Regions from separate parts of the Homo sapiens genome. Here region 1 is linked to region 2. A link is a loop called in an ENCODE intact Hi-C map of the cell type or tissue named here. Cell type or tissue: heart right ventricle. All regions are shown on one strand. Each heading gives the region's core, and the rest is flanking DNA. Links, peaks and the distances in the headings are about the cores only.

What was found. Hi-C counts contacts between places; a loop is a spot of excess contacts. Peaks named below come from ENCODE experiments on the same cell type or tissue, not always from the same donor. Only the 100,000 strongest peaks of a DNase experiment are listed, where the experiment ranks them.
Region 1: a loop joins it to region 2, with 2.7 times the contacts of the local background. A loop is called at or near these places in 8 of 110 quality-filtered maps.

What each region holds. Positions count from the first base shown.
Region 1 is chr14:33,933,877-33,942,220 of GRCh38, reverse strand. All of the region lies in intron 1 of EGLN3 (egl-9 family hypoxia inducible factor 3), which reads left to right. Among named protein-coding and RNA genes, the nearest start is that of EGLN3, 13 kb to the left of the region's middle. RefSeq lists enhancers at 3,586-3,655, 3,286-4,257. In heart right ventricle, for the core only: no CTCF peak of the experiment used is centred there; a DNase peak (open chromatin) is centred at 3,740; H3K4me3 peaks cover 882 bases; H3K27ac peaks cover 4,228 bases.
Region 2 is chr14:34,077,699-34,086,042 of GRCh38, reverse strand. The region is part of intron 5 of LOC102724945 (a long non-coding RNA gene); the gene reads left to right. Among named protein-coding and RNA genes, the nearest start is that of EGLN3-AS1, 42 kb to the right of the region's middle. In heart right ventricle, for the core only: no CTCF peak of the experiment used is centred there; a DNase peak (open chromatin) is centred at 4,841; H3K27ac peaks cover 4,148 bases.

The DNA of each region.
Region 1 (8,344 bases), core at 1,696-6,695, 140 kb after region 2:
GAAGTTTTTTAAAGTAACTTACTGTAACCATAAATCACTTGCCGTTGGTTCTTGTTCTTCCTGTAATCCATTTTATGTACTTTTGCTAGAGTGTAGTAGTCCCAATTCCAATTCTAATCATGTAGTCTCTGTGCTTAAAACAAAATAATCCAAAAATCCAACCATGCTCCTTCTTCATTATCTACTATACAACACTGTAAAGACTGTAAACTTAGCCAGCTTTGACAGCCCTCTACATCTGACCACATCTGACCTTTCTACACTTAATTTCCCACCACTGCCTTCCTTTCCTCCCAGTCCCTGAAATGCTAGAAACTAATTTGCCAGGCATAATGAGCTTCCCCATTGTCTTCCACTCATCAAAAATCCATCTCTACCGCCTTCTAGTGCCTGTTCCCTGAAGTCTTCCCTTCTGCTCCCCAGAACTCTGTCGTGGCTCAATCCAGGCTGCCCAGTACATGGATTTATTGGGCTGTTTATGCTGTCCACCGTGTGCTTAGAAATTCCTTGAATGCAGAGACTGTTAAGCTTTGTATATACTTTTAGTGCCTAGAACAGTCCCTTATACTTCATAGGTGCTTGTTGGCTTAATTTCATCTTCAAAAGGAACTTTGATTTTGATGGATATTTGAATGTTAAAAAAAAAGCTAGAATTTTTTTTGGGGGGGATAGAGGGGAATGACGGGGGAAGATGGGTGGCTGCAGCTTAGTCTCTAATTCGATGCCTAAGTATTTAAATATTTTATTAGAGTGACATGTTATGTGAGACCATCTCAATGGAGGACCTTAGCTTTGTAAGTTTTTTTTTTTTCTCAGTTTCGAAATCCTAGGTTTCACCCTAGAAATACCCGAGTCACACCTGGATCCTGGCAGCTCATACCTACAGGTCTGGCTCAGAGACGCCAGGGCCACGAGGCTTAGGGCCCCAGGTTCTGGTCCTAGCTCAGCCCCTGGCAAGTTTCATGGTCCTCCATTTCCACTTCTTTATGGATGAGTTAGATACTTGTTTTCATTTTTGAACTTAAATTTGGTCAGCACCTACCACTTGACACTAGGATGGACACTTCAGATTTTATTTCATCTTCCTATGATCTTGGGCAAGTCAGTTCTCTGAGCCCACTTTCATCATCTATAACATAGGCACAATAATACTGTATGTCTACTTCTAGGATTATAAGGAATTAACATTGAGATGACATTTCCATTTGAGAAGGAAAATAGTTGCTTTCAGTGCCTTTTATTTGATTCCTGGAGAGAGCAGACTCGCACCGACATTCAACCCCAGCGCTGATATGACAGTAATCCTCAGAGGCAGAGCCCAGCACAAAACAGCAATGCTAGAAAGTTACAATTGGAAAGTTTCCTGCCAGCTTCGGGAATGACACTGCAAAGCTGATGCCAGAAACTGCCAGAGTAATTCTCCTCATTACTGCTCTACCCACCCACTTTCAGCTCCCCAAATTAACTAGTGCAGTTGACTAATTCCTCTTTACCTTTATCATTTAGGGTGAGGCATTGCACAAAAACTCTCGACTTTGCCATATAAGGGCTGTGGTTCTCTGTGGTCCCTGGATAAGAGGCATCACCATTATCTGGAAACATGCAGTAAATGCAGATTCTTCATCTTCTCCCCAGACCTCCTGAGTTAGAAATTCACAAGTTCTCCAGGTGATCTCATACATGCTAAAGTTTGAGAACCATTGAGTAAAGTTAATGCATTAAGAAGAGATTAGATAGGGATGGTGGCGTATCTTCCTACAGTTTCCCTGTTAACAAGAAAGTCAGAGGTCAGTTGATCAGACATTAGATTATTTATTGCTAAAACTAAAAAAAAAAACAAAAAACGATTTTTAGTTCACATTTATAGCCTATTATTTGTACCAGCATATTTAATTTTCCAGAACTAGAATTGAAGCAAATTTTGGAACCAGTTCCCTCCTGTTATGGTGAATGGAGGTGAATGTCTGGCCTTTGGCAAGACAACTGCATTTGAGGCCTATGTGGACCCTGCAGGGGCTACAGAGATTTTATGGTGGGCTTGAGGTTGACCTGCACTGGGAATAACCAAAGCAAAGACAAGATGACTTGGACAAGTAGGGTCAATTTTCTTGGCCTCTTGCCTTTGTTAAAATTCCCCCTTTGGATCTTTGAGTTTACAGACTGAATACCAAGCACACTCTTTTAAAAAAATTCTTGCAATTGTTTGTATTTTGTGATTTTTCTATCACTCTGGAAGGGTGATAGGCAAGGATGAGGTAGGTGGAGTCAAATATTTCAAGTAGAACCAAAGATCTTAGTTCCCTCAAAAATGAGGTGGGGGTGAATTTGCTAATGTCAGACATTAGATAAACTGAGTTGGTAAAGCACGTCTTAAGACCTCACACTCTTCAGCCAGACCAACTGGGTTCAAAAAGGCAAGTTACCTAAGCTCTCTGTGCCTCCATTTCCTCATCGGTAAAATGGAGATAATGTTCCTACTTCATGCGGTTGTTAGGGAGTGTGAAGGAGGTCCGATTTGTGAAGCACACAGAACAGTGTTGGGCACATAGTAAATGCTTTACAAATGTTTGTTTAGTAAATAAATATAGCCACTGAATTTCATGAGTTCTAATCTACGCTAACTTGCTGTGTGTCATTTCTTTCATTCAGCAGATCTGTTTTTCCAAGTGCTGAAATGCATATGTAGGTTTCTCCTGTTTTAAGATTGTTTCGGCCGGGCGCGGTGGCTCACGCCTGCAATCCCAGCACTTTGGGCGGCCGAGGCGGGTGGATCACGAGGTCAGGAGATAGAGACCATCCTGGCTAACAAAGTGAAACCCAGTCTCTACTAAAAACACAAAAAATTAGCCGGGCGTGGTGGCGGGCGCCTGTAGTCCCAGCTACTCGGGAGGCTGAGGCAGGAGAATGGCCTGAACCCGGGAGGCAGAGCTTGCAGTGAGCCGAGATCGCGCCAGTGCACTCCAGCCTGGGTGACAGAGCGAGACTCCGTCTCAAAAAAGAAAAAAAAAAAAAGATGATTGTTTCAAGGCATTTTTCATGACATTTTGATTGGTAACTTCGTTTTTTCATATATTATCCATTATTAAAGTCTTGTCTTACCAATTATTTTGAGTTATGGATTCTTTAAGTACTTTAGGATTAAGTTCAGATGAAAATTTCAAATATTCCATTCTCTGATGAGCCTGCAGTCACAAGTATTCCTTGTCTCTGTTATGCTCAAAGCCTTTAGAGAGCCATAGGTGATGTTTTATTATTCTGATAAGGCTGTTTTCTCATATCAAAGGAAGTCGAATATTATGTTTCTCTATAGAAATACCTGTGATAACTTCTAGGTCCATAGGGTAACTTCTAGGGTTAATGACTTCTACCAAGGACTTGGAGCGGTGTGACTCAGGGCACACACTGCTGCTCACCTTCCCAGTAACCAGGAAATTAAACAAGATATGTGCAAAATGCCACCGGGCTACATGAATTCTCAGGAAACAGCAGCTGTTAATATTTGGGGAAAGGCATCAGAAAGGAAATGGTTAAATGCGTCTTGATGTCCTTATCCCTGGGCTGGACTGACCTTTGCTGATTTTATAATTGTGAGGAAGCCCGGTTGAAAACATTTCTCTGGTGACTGGGGTAGAGATGGGGGAGGGGGATGGTTCCCAGTGTCCGTTCCCAGCTCAGGCTGCCTGGCGGTGTGCTCGGGTGTGGGCTGGCTGCCACCCTCACGCAGCGCACGTAGCCCTGTCACTCAGCCATCACCCTGCTGGCTTAGAGCCAGTCCTCCACGGGAAGGGCGGCCTGCCCAAACCCAAACACCCTGTATTAATATGGCGATGTTGCCGGGCCTGTTTACTGTGCCTAATTGCATGGGCTCTGGCTGAATCCCCTCCAAGGAGAAGAATTAACCACAATGCAGAAAGGAATGACAATAGTCTCTTAAATTCCTGGCCTCTGAGCCTTTCAGTGGCTTCTTGGGGGAGGGCGATTCACTCAGAAGGTCGTGCATGAAATGCGGGATCTCCTGGAATAGAATCTTGATCCCGCACAGTTCAACTTTAGAGGCCTTTGAACCCCCTAGAATTTCGTGCAGACTTCTGTGTGTGCGTGCATATTTCTTACATCCTTTTAATGTAAGAATCTCAAAGGGCTATTGTGCCTGGTAGAACTATCATCACTGACCCAGGAGAACTAGATGGATGCTTCCACGCTCTGGGTAGTTAATGATCCTGAAGCTAGGACCAAGTTCATCTGAGGACAGGTTTTAAAGTGAGAATGGTAAATTCTCTGCTATTCAGGCACGGTGCTCTCACCTGGCCAGGAGGGTGTGGGCAGACCCACTTCACTAGAGCAACCGAGAGTCGGTTATTACTTCTTATTTTTTATTTTCAGAAGTTCTGAAGTTTCTACAATATTAGAAAATTCAGGTGTAGGTATGTGATGACCGTTGTTCTACCTTGGGAGAGAGGTCATGTGTAGCAGTGTTCTGGGTAAGTAGGTTCTGCGAGAGGAATTATTTTTAGTGTGGATTTAGGACAAATGAGGAGGGCAGAAGTAGTCTGCATTGTGGAAGTAGAGTAGTAAAAAACATTTTCATGAATAATTTGGGGTTTATTGAAAGGATTACCTACCTGACAGGTATTTGTCTGGTATTCTGAATCTTCCAAATGGTCTGGTGAGATGCTGAAGCTTTGGAAAGGTGAACACGGTGGCTGGACACAGCTTGTGTTATGGCCCACCAAAAGTGTATTTTCTCTTTCCCCCTCATTTTATTACATCAGTCTGTAACTAGAGGCACTAGAAGTCAGGAAATAGAATAGCTAGGCTTGCTCTTAACCAACAACAAAGATGACCAGCAAGATGCCAAGGTAACTGATGACAGTTTACACAAAATTTCTTACTTTTCTAAGAGCTCACGTTTGCTTACAACTATTTTCTTCATGCCCGTCTAGGTGAAGTTTGAATGTCTAAAAATTCTAAAGCACTTTTAATACTTACAAGTTAGCACTGCTTCATCATCACATTGAGACCTTTTTTGTTCAATTCTGTATAAAGGATAAGACCAGCTGGCAGCAAATGTGAACTTTTGCAGTGACATTTTCTTAAAACTTGGAGAAAGCTTTGCATAGTTGCCATCGTCTTGTAAAGAGGCCCTGTGAACATTGTTCTGTAGGAATTTAATTTACTTGACAACAGTAGATCCCACAAAATGTCCTTGAAGATCACATATCCCTGAACAAGGGAGATGATAGAAGGTTGAAGTAGTAATTCCAGTTTGCTTTTCATGTCCTCCGGATTTAAGTTGCAAATGATTTTTTGAGTTCTTTTCTCTCACTCCTTGTCAGAGCCAAGTGGAAAATAATGGAATTGGACATTTTGGCTTAATTTGTCTTTAGATTTTTTTTTTTTTAAATAAAACTTGTAAAGGGCATGTCTCTTTCAGGTTTTGTTTTTTTTTTTCTCCAGCCTTTCCTCCAGTATGCCTGCATATAGCAGTTTGAATACCTAAACGTTTTTTTGGTTTTTCTTTCTTTTTAAATAGGAGAATTTCAGATCTAGAGCTGCTGCTAGCACATATAGTGCCTTTGTTCCAGCTACTAATCCCCTTTCCCCTCCCTCAGATGAATTACCAAATGGGGCCCCTACATCAGCAGGGTGCCTTGATGAAGGCAGGACCTAAAGTATGTGATCATGGGGATGCCCTGCTCACTGGCCACAGTCAAGGCGTGTGTTAAAATATGTGCTGAACATAAACCACCTAGAAAAATAGCCCTGGAAGTGTAGCCTTCAGCTCCTCTACCCACAGCTGACTAAAAACATTGGCAAGTTTGTCACCTAGGCTGTTGTCACCCGAATATAAATGAGACCCATTTCTGGCCAGAAAACTTCAGCTATCACAGTCTACATTGTGATGAGTTGCTTGGCTGTTTTTCCAAGCAAAAGAAGGTGCATGGTCTCATGTATTTCCTCCCAACTCTTATTTATTTATTTATATTTTTTGAGACAGCATCTCGCTCTGTCGCCCAGGCTGGAGTGCAGTGGTGCGATCTCGGCTCACTGCAACCTCCACTTCCCAGGTTCAAGCAATTCTCCTCCTCAGCCTCCTGAGTAGCTGGGATTACAGGCGTGCGCCACCATGCCCAACTAATTTTTGTATTTTTAGTAGAGACAGGGTTTCACCATGTTGGTTAGGCTGGTCTTGAACTCCTGACATTGTGATCCACCCACCTCGGCCTCCCAAAGTGCTGGGATTACAGGCGTGAGCCACCGCGCCCAGCCCCCAACTCTTTACACATCTAGTTGTCTGTGTTGTTGTGCCTGTGTCGTTGTGCCTTATGGTGGAGAAGGGAAGGATCCTGGGCCTCTGTTGCTCTGTACTGGGTGGACATGGGGGAAGGACTTGATGGAGCGAGGTGTCAGGATGCAATTGGAATGTGGATGGCATTCAGGATGAGGCATTGTCTTTGGATAGGATGTGTTTGAGTCTGGTGGAGAGAGATGGGGAAGGTGCCCACTCAGCAGCTGTCTCAAAGTAGCTTTACTTCTTGGAAGTCCTCACACAGTGATCTCAAAATATAGCCTGATATATGTGTGTGTATATATATATATGTGTGTGTGTGTGTGTGTGTGTGTGTGTGTGTGTATTTATTTATAGCCCTGATTAAAAAATTGGGATCAACAATATTCAGGAGAGTTTACATAAAGATCTGATTGCCTGCTACTCTCATAAAATCTGAAGATTTGCTCTCATTGAAAATAACAGCAAGTCCCCTCAGTGTAGGTGGCATAACACACACCAGAGTTCTGACTCATGTATACCGGATTGGCTTCAATCATTTGTTACTCGCAAACATCGAAAGCTATTTTAGTTTGCCAGTCCTGGGTTCAAAACTACAAAACACTTAAGTAGAATTGGGTCTCTGAAGAAGAGACGTTCTACAGCTTCAGTTGAGGGGAAGACAAACATAACACATCATCTTTAAAAATAGCTAACATTTATTAAGCACTTAGTGTGTGCCAGGCCGTGCATTAAGCATTTTACATGGATTATCTCCCTGAGTCTGCATAAACCCATTTTACAGATGAAGAAACCAAGGTGTAAATGAGCTAAATGCAGATTATCCCGTACTTAGGTTGCATTTTATTCAAAGTACGCTTTGCTCAAGACCATGCTTAATTCAAAATGAATCCTTACAAAGGTTGGCTGGTATTTCTACTTAGCAGCTGGAGGGGATCTAGCATTTGTCGGTAGATCAGAATACTAGTTTAAAGCTCCTTCAACCAGATAGTTTTGAAATCACGCTTTTCTCAACAAATCTTAAACAATGGATTTTCATTTATTGGAAATTTTGCAAATAAAATGAGATCTAATTAGTACTTTAATTTGGTGAGTTAAATTTTGTATAAAATGCCACTTTATTATAACTTGTTCAAGATCGAGTCATACTAGTGAATCTGTCTCAAATCATGAGCAATGTAAAATACATTTCTATGAAAATACATGTTGCAACTGTTAGCAGAGAAGTGGTAACGGCAGGGTGGGTGTATCCCCTTCTCACCTGTGGGTCTGAAAAATGATCATCATTGCCTAGTGGATGGTGGAGGTCACTGATGCCAAGTTTTTGAAATGGTTTTTACATGCAGTCAAGCTGCGGTTGATGGCATTCAAGAGCATTCTGTTTAGGCATTGGAATGGAAATCCTGGACTTTTATTTTTCAACTTTACCTTTGGACTTGATGAGATAGGTTTTTTTTTTTTTTTTATGAAGTCAGCTCACTGGTAACTCTTAACAGAACCACTGTTTCCTTTTCCACCTGTGGCATTTGGGGACCACTTTTTTATACTGGGTTTTGACTGTTACGGTTCTATATATCTGTGTATATCTTCAAAGGATACATATACGTTTGTTGTCTGGACATGGCTGCATACGTGTCTAGAGCACATATTCTGGTCTAGAGCCAGCCTGGGCCGGCCTGATTCACCTCTCCACTCATTTCCTATTGCTACAGAGCTAAGGAGAGGCCTCTGGGAATGGGGATGGTGGGAGGTGGGGTGGGTACACTATATAATGTCAGTGGACAGAGCGGTAAATGTGTAAGGGGACATGTGGATTTATCAGTATATCCAAGAATAGAACTATAGGACTATACTGTATGTGCTGCTGTAGATGACACTACTGTGTTAAACTTGCGTAAACTTCAAATATTAATCTAGTCAGGAAGTTTTAGAAAATAAAAAGCCTGTACTAAAGTAGGCATCCTCTTGATATGTGTCAGTTTATTGCTTGGCATGTTTGTTATATGATCATTAAATTACTCTGGCCCGTTCTTTTAACAATAAAGCATTGAAGAC
Region 2 (8,344 bases), core at 2,085-7,084:
TTCAGGGTGCATAGATGCCTGCCCTTGACCCTTTACCACATGAGGGTCTTTATTAGCTCCTCACTAAGGCATTCCTGTTCCCCACCTGCTTTCCTGCCCACCTCACAAGGGTGATGGGGGCACTATTGGTTCAGAGTGGGCTGCCACTGCCTGTGGTATAGTGTGGAAGACAAAGAATGGACATGGATTGAAAAGACCTGGATTCAACTCTGCCTTTGTGACCCTTTGACAAGCCACCTCAGTTCTCCAGGCCTCATTTCCTCTTTAGTAAAATGAGAGGATTAGACTAGATGAGCTCTGTGGACACTTCCAAATCAAATATTCTGATATTGTGTCTCCTGCTCCCATCCCCTGTCCTTTGTCCTCACGTGGGCTGGAATGTGAGGTACAAATGCTGCCAGTCACTGGATAAGGACTCTTAAAAGTCATCTGCTCACTTTCTTCCACCAGGAAGAATTATAATAAAAATTAGCCTGTTTGCTTAAGTTTTATGGATTTGTTTTATAGATCCTAGAGATTTTCCTAATGTAGGTCTCTAACTAAAATGCCTCCAGTTGGATTTAATGCCCATTTTCTCTTGCCCTGTTGATTATATGGCTGTCTGGATGTTCATAGGAAAACTTGAGACAAAATCACAATTGCAATAGGATGAAGAACATTTCCCAAAGGAATGGGATCCAGATTGCTCACTGTCTATTTATGAGTTCACTTTTTTTTTTTTTTTGGAGACTGACTCTCACTCTGTCTCCCAGGCTGGAGTGCAGTGGCATGATCTTGGCTCACTGCAACCTCCGCCTCCTGGGTTCAAGCGACTCTCCTGGCTCAGCCACCTGACTGGCTGGGATTACAGGAGTGTGCCGTCATGCCTGGCTAATTTTTGTATTTTTATTGGAGACAGGGTTTCACCATGTTGGCCAGCCTGGTGTCAAATTTCTGATCTCAAGTGATTCACCTGCCTCGCCCTCCCAAAGTGCTGGGATTACAGGCACGAGCCACCGCACCTGGCTGAGTTCACTTTTTAACTGACTCAGTCCATCAAGAGAACTGGGCACCTGCTACGTGCCAGTCTCTACATGGAAAATATGGGCTCCAATGCTTGCCTGATCTATTTTGCAGGTAAATGTGCTACTATGTGCCAGTCTCTGTCTCATGTGTATCACTTTCTTATGTAATCTTAACCATATGATGTAGGCATTTATCATTGAATTCTAATGTTTCTGTCTGCTGCTTCTTTGACTGAGGAAACTGTGCAATACCCTTTTCCCAATCATTTATTTACCTAATCTTTTTGGTAAGTATTATGTGCTAGGGACCAGAGATATAACTGACCAAGACAGATAGGGTTTATCTGACAGGACTGTCAATCTATTCATCATAGTGCCCTACTTACTCCCAAGCACAAGCCTGACCAATCATGAAATGTCATGTTCCTTTGGCCAGTGATTAGACCAGGGGCTGGGAGAATGACCAAAGTAGGACCAGTTAGAGTCCTCGTATGCCATATGATCCAATGCTGGTTGCTGGAAATAGAGGGCTTCTCCTTCCCTTTATTCATTTAAGCCTTGGATTCAGATGTATATGGTACCTACCCCCACTAATGTACTTTGAAGTTTCAAAAACCAATAAATTTCCTTTTTGCTTAAGCTATTAGATTGAACCATATGAAAATGCCATATTTGCAGGTTGAATGTCAGAATTTCATCTGGTTTAACCTAGTAGTTTACATTTCTGCTGCCTATAATTGAATGAGTCCTGACTAATATGGGAGTACTGTTATCTCCAACTTAGATGAGGAAAATGAAGCAAGGGGTATTTGGTCAACGTCATTTTGCTATTAAGTATAGCAGGAATTAAAACCCTGGTGGCTTCAAAGCACATGTTCTTGATGAGCACTGAACAGAAGAGATTGTTGCTCATAGAGTGGGCCACAGGCAGCTGCCTGTCAGCAAACTATTTGCTACTAATCCATAAGAAGATAGGAAGTGCTGTGCCAGAGTGCAAAATCAACTATGCCACTAAGCATGCTCTTTAGTTCAGCATTTTTTTTTAATAGTAAGACTTTCTCAATGATGTAAGCAGTGAGCTGATTTAGATACTGGTGCAAGCTGCTTATCTCCTCCTGATCCAGTGTCAAATGGTCTTGTGGATTGGCACTTGGAGCAGCACTGGGTACACAGTGGACCCTTGGGTTTGCTGCCCAGTGACAATAGCCTCCATTCACTGGGGACTTCCACAGAAGCCATATCTATGCCATGTGATGCTGACCTACTCTTCTGCTAGTCACAGCTGATTGGTTCAAGTCATTTGTTTGAGCCAAACTGGACCAATTAGATTTTCTTATCTAAGAATATGGAATCTCAAAAAGAGAAACAAAGGAGCCAGGAGAAGTAAGTAGTGAAACTACAAAAGCAGAATAAGCCCCAAAAACCCTTGTTTCCATGTCTTTGGAACTGTCGTTCTTACACTTTTGAGGTGTGGCTGTTCAACTCTTCCTGTACATTTTGTGAGATTACTAATATCCTTTCACAAGTAAATTCCTTTTTGTCTTAAGCCAGGTAGAGTTGGTTTCAAAAGAACCTTAATACCATTGAAAAATATAAGGAAGACCACATGTTCATGACTTAGGATTCTGTTAATAATTTCAATTATTTGCTAGCCTATGTGAGGGTGTTACCCACAATTCTGGGTCCCAGTAGTAGCTGGAAAAGTTGCTACCTAAACTGGGCATCCCCTCATCCCCTACTGTTAAATAGAAACAAAGACAAATATAGTCAATTAACTCTGATTACTAAAGACTCTGATAAGAATTGAACATCTTAGTTAAAGCAAATAATCAACTTGTATCGTTTAACTGTAGATAAATAGAAACCAAATGAATGAATTCACTCATTGCTAACATTAGGAGCGTTAGTCACCTTGGGGCTGCAGCACTGACATCTGCCCATCTAGCTGCCTTTAAAAGAACCATTTGCTCTGGGAACACAAACATCATCTCAACTACCTAAACTCAAACAACAGGTCCTTGAATTCAAACTTGTTTTGAAAAAAAATTATGATCGAGACACAACTTGAATCCTCTTATTACCCATCCATTTCTCTTTAGAAGTAATATATGAATAAAAACAAAATACTTGGAAATCTCCTAAGATTTTCTCACTGCTTGAAGTAGGAAGTCCCAATAGATAGTTCATTCCCGTTTGGTGAAGAAAGCAGCTAAAATGGAGGTTTGAGATGAATGCTTAGCAGCTGGAAGTTGCTGCATAGGGCGATAGCAGGAGAAAGGAAGCAGGTGAAAGTTCCTGCTGCTCTTATTTGGGGGAAGATGCTGGGAGAGGCCTTACAAGCTTGATGGCCTTGATCATTTATTTCTGAGTTCAGAATAATTGTCTCCCACACGCTTACCTAGAACCTCTGTGATCTTGGTTCTGAATAGGTTAATCTATTTTTAATGGCTACCCAAATACTATTAAGCTAATTCTTGCATTCCTTTGCTCTTCCTATTTAAAAACAAAAGTTCTGATAGTAATAGATGTCCCTGCCATTGTGGCCAAGAGAATCACCTACAGATGCTCTCTGAACAGAAAAAAATTGAACCTGAGATTCACATATCTATGCTTATAATTCTCCACATTTACAACCTCTTAGTCTTTAAAAAATCTAATGATTTAGGTGCAGAGTTCTTTTTTCTTAATTGTATTGTTGGACTTATCTTAAACATAATCTGTAAGACTCAACATAATATCATTTATCCAGTATTTTTTATTGTACTAAATTTCAGGACTAATCTAAGTTTAAACTCTTTATTTTAGAAAATCAGTAACAGCAGCTAATTAGCACATCTCATTCTGGATGTATTTGCCAACCAATTTCAGAGACTCATTTGCCTGTTAAGAGATTTTATTGAACACCAGCACCACAGACTCTCCTTTTTTTCTAGTAAACAGCTCATGCTTATTATCTTATTACAGGAATGCCACTGGTTAAATCAGGCTCTGAATATAAATAGCCATATTACTGCCATCAGGCATCAATGTTTATTTAGTGGCTGTGAGTCATGCATACCTCTTTGATCGGGTTTGGAATGAGCCATTGCCGTTTTTGTTCAAAAAGGTTATTTGCAAAGGCTACAGAAGTATCAGTTAGATTAAACATGAAATTAATCAGCGTGGAATTTTATCAGCCATTTCTGCCACCAAACACCAGGTGTCAAGAGCATGTGCAAATGAGGGCTGAACATAATGAAGCTGGGGACAGCTTAGTAGAGAGGTCAGAAAAGATTCCAAGAGGTCTGAGGGAGGAAAGGTGGAGGGAGGCAGCGAGGAAGGAGGGAAGACAGGCAGGCAGGTAATATTGAAGGCCTGCTGAATCATCTGGAACGACTTGGCAGTTTTACATAGCATATCTCATAGCACAGTGTGTGGAATGGGAGTTAGGTGACCTGCGAGCTTGAGCTCTGATCTGCCCAGTCCAGTGATCTTAGGAAAACAACTTAATGCATACAGGCATTACAAAGCATGCAGAGAGAACATATGACAAACTTGTACAAAAGCAGGGAAACCACCTCAATGTTTCTCTAGACTAAAAATATCAGAGAGAAATAGACCCAAGGCAGATGTGATGTGGCTTTTTGTTGATGAAACTATGATGGCAGAGAACATGTGGCCCTTTAACTGGAGGGCTCACTGAAACTGGGTCTATTCCGTCATTCAACATTTAGCGTATCCTCTGCTTGTCAGGCACAGTGCTGAGCAGGCCTGTGAGTAATTATACCATGGTTAGTGCTATGATGATTGCCACTATAAATTCCTGTTGACCTCATTCTCAACCCTGCTTTCAGCACTGCTCGGCGATTCTGATACATTATTCGGAGCGACTCTTCCCCCCATTGTCCACGAAGCCAATTTCTAGCACTCCCTGCTGTCTTCAAGCTTCTGTCTTCCCAGCCTCCATTCTGCTTACTCTCAGTGGCTGATCAGACCTTCCCTACAGTGAAAATAAATTTATCTACATTCACACTGATCCACTCCCTCTCCCATATTCTCATCTCAGGGAATGTCTTTCCTCTTAAAACAGGCAATCCTTCTATCTGTGATTTGGATCCCATTCCCTCCTGGAGGTCGTTTTCTACCTAGAATCTTTAATTCTTCCCTCTCAACTAGCTTCATCATTCCAAATTAAAAAAAAAAAAAATCCTCCTTCAACCATACCCCTCTTCAGGAATCCTCCTCCATTGTCAAAGGCAAGCTACCTGAAAGAATTGTCTACCTAGAATTTTCATTCCCTCGAGTTCCCTGGGAGACCGACACAGAGCTTCGAATGCAGGTGGTGAACTGGGGAAAGCTCTCAGAAGCTGCACCAGGGCTGGCATGAAGGAGTCTCTTGGAAACTGTGACTTTAAAAGATGTACAGCAGGCCCTCCAATAAAGTTGTTTGGTGCAATGTTCTTTCTTTATAACATTGGTGAGGGAAAAAATGTTTTATTGTACATCATTTCATTTAAAGTAGTAGTTTCCAAGAACCTATTCACTTTAAGTGAGGACCTACTGTGGATACAACAGTGGCATCATCCAATTCTAGGGAACTCTAGGGCTGGGATGGCCTTTAGAGATGACCTGAATTGAAGCAAAGGGGACAGGCCTTTGTAACCCCTCATCAACCAGCCATTGGATGCACAGGGCAGGCACATCAACTCGGGTAAGTCAGTTTCCTTTGATAAAAAGTCATTCTTGCAGAGGAATTCAGCTGTGAGCCATCAGCGGGCTAAAGTCCTGGCAGCTGGGGAATGAGTGCTTCAACCCTAAAAGGGGGTTCTGGGTGGCACAGCCTAGCACATGCTCTATAATGACAACCATCTTTCTGTCACCTGGCTTTGTCTCTCCTGAGCTCCAGACTCCATCGACATTCAACTGCCTACTGCAGATTTCCCTTTTGGCAACATGTGAGATACAATAAAACATATACAAAATTTAATGCTCATCACCACCTTCTACAGCTCTACTCCCTCTTTAGGGTTCTCTGTATTAGTCTGTGTTCACGCTGCTGATAAAGACATACCTGAGACTGGGAAGAAAAAGAGGTTTAATTGGATTTACAGTTCCACATGGCTGAGGGGGCCTCAGAATCATGGCAGGAGGCGAAAGGCCCTTCTTTTTTCTTTTTTTTTTTAATTTTTATTTTTATTTTTATTTTATTTTATTTTATTTTTATTTATTTATTTTTATTTATTTATTTATTTATTTATTTATTTTTTTTTTTTTTATTGATCATTCTTGGGTGTTTCTCACAGAGGGGGATTTGGCAGGGTCATAGGACAATAGTGGAGGGAGGGTCAGCAGATAAACAAGTGAACAAAGGTCTCTGGTTTTCCTAGGCAGAGGACCCTGCGGCCTTCCGCAGTGTTTGTGTCCCTGGGTACTTGAGATTAGGGATTGGTGATGACTCTTAACGAGCATGCTGCCTTCAAGCATCTGTTTAACAAAGCACATCTTGCACCACCCTTAATCCATTCAACCCTGAGTGGACACAGCACATGTTTCAGAGAGCACAGGGTTGGGGGTAGGGTCACCGATCAACAGGATCCCAAGGCAGAAGAATTTTTCTTAGTACAGAACAAAATGAAAAGTCTCCCGTGTCTACCTCTTTCTACACAGACATGGCAACCATCCGATTTCTCAATCCTTTCCCCGCCTTTCCCCCCTTTCTATTCCACAAAACCGCCATTGTCATCATGGCCCGTTCTCAATGAGCTGTTGGGTACACCTCCCAGACGGGGTGGTGGCTGGGCAGAGGGGCTCCTCACTTCCCAGTAGGGGCCGCCGGGCAGAGGCGCCCCTCACCTCCCGGACGGGGCGGCTGGCCGTGCCGGGGGCTGACCCCACCACCTCCCTCCCGGACGGGGCGGCTGGCCGTGCCGGGGGCTGACCCCCCCCACCTCCCTCCCTGACGGGGTGGCTGCCGGGCAGAGACGCTCCTCACTTCCTCACTTCCCAGACGGGGTGGCTGCCGGGCAGAGGGGCTCCTCACTTCTCATATGGGGCGGTTGCCAGGCGGAGGGTCTCCTCACTTCTCAGACTGGGCGGCCGGGCAGAGACGCTCCTCACCTCCCAGACGGGGTCGCGGCCGGGCAGAGGCGCTCCTCACATCCCAGACGGGGCGTCGGGGCAGAGGCGCTCCCCACATCTCAGGCGATGGGCGGCCGGGCAGAGACGCTCCTCACTTTCCAGACTGGGTAGCCAGGCAGAGGGGCTCCTCACGTCCCAGACGATGGGCGGCCAGGCAGAGATGCTCCTCACTTCCCAGACGGGGTGGCGGCCGGGCAGAGGCTGCAATCTCGGCACTTTGGGAGGGAAAGGCCCTTCTTACATGGCGGGGGCGGCAAGAGAAAAAATGAAGATGCAAAAGCAGAAACCCCTGATAAAACCATTAGATCTCATGAGACTTATTCACCACCACGAGAACAGTGTGGGGGAAACCGCCCCCATGATTCAAATTATCTCCCACTGGTTCCCTCCCACAACACATGGGAATTATGGGAGTACAATTCAAGATGAGATTTGGGTGAGGACACAGAGCCAAACCATATCACTGTCTTTGCAGATAGACGGTAACTTGGCAGTTACCCCTCATTTCTGTCTCTTGTGGATTACTTCAGGGTATATTTGTTCTTTGCAGGCCTTCTGAGGAGTCTTATGTGCTGAACAAACATACCTGCTGAGTGACCCGCTATCTCTCTTTTGCATCCTGCTGTGAAGCAGGAGCCAGAGTGATGATGCAGCACATTGCGTTTCCCCACAGCTTTCCTTGCCCACTTCCCTTTTTTCCTCATGCTCACTGCTTTGGGCTTGTACCTACCAAATGCATTCTTAGCAGCTTAACTTAGCAGCTGACTTCAGGCTTCGCTTTTTAGAGGAACTGGGAGAAGATACTATCTTTTCCCTTATTCCTTACTTCCAGTGAACTGCTACCAAGTCACTTCAATTCTAATTTCTGGAATTAGAATTATCTATCTCTCTTTTTCTCAGTGTCTGCATTGCTACCACTCTAATCCAGGCAGGATCATTTCCACTTGGATTGGTACTTTAGCCTCCTTACTGGCCTCCTACAACCAGGCTCTTTGCCACCCTGTAGCTTGACACATGGTAAAACTTAATATTAGTTGCAAAAGTAAATGAATAAATGAATAGGTATGTCACAGGGCACTGTATTGTAATTGGACTACTTTAGAAAACACTGAAGTGCTGAGATAAGAACTTATACTAGATTGTGGTAGCCCACACAACACCTTCTCTTCTTTGTTGTTCTTCTACTTCTAAAATTTCATGAGGTTTTCAGGAGATTTAAATAA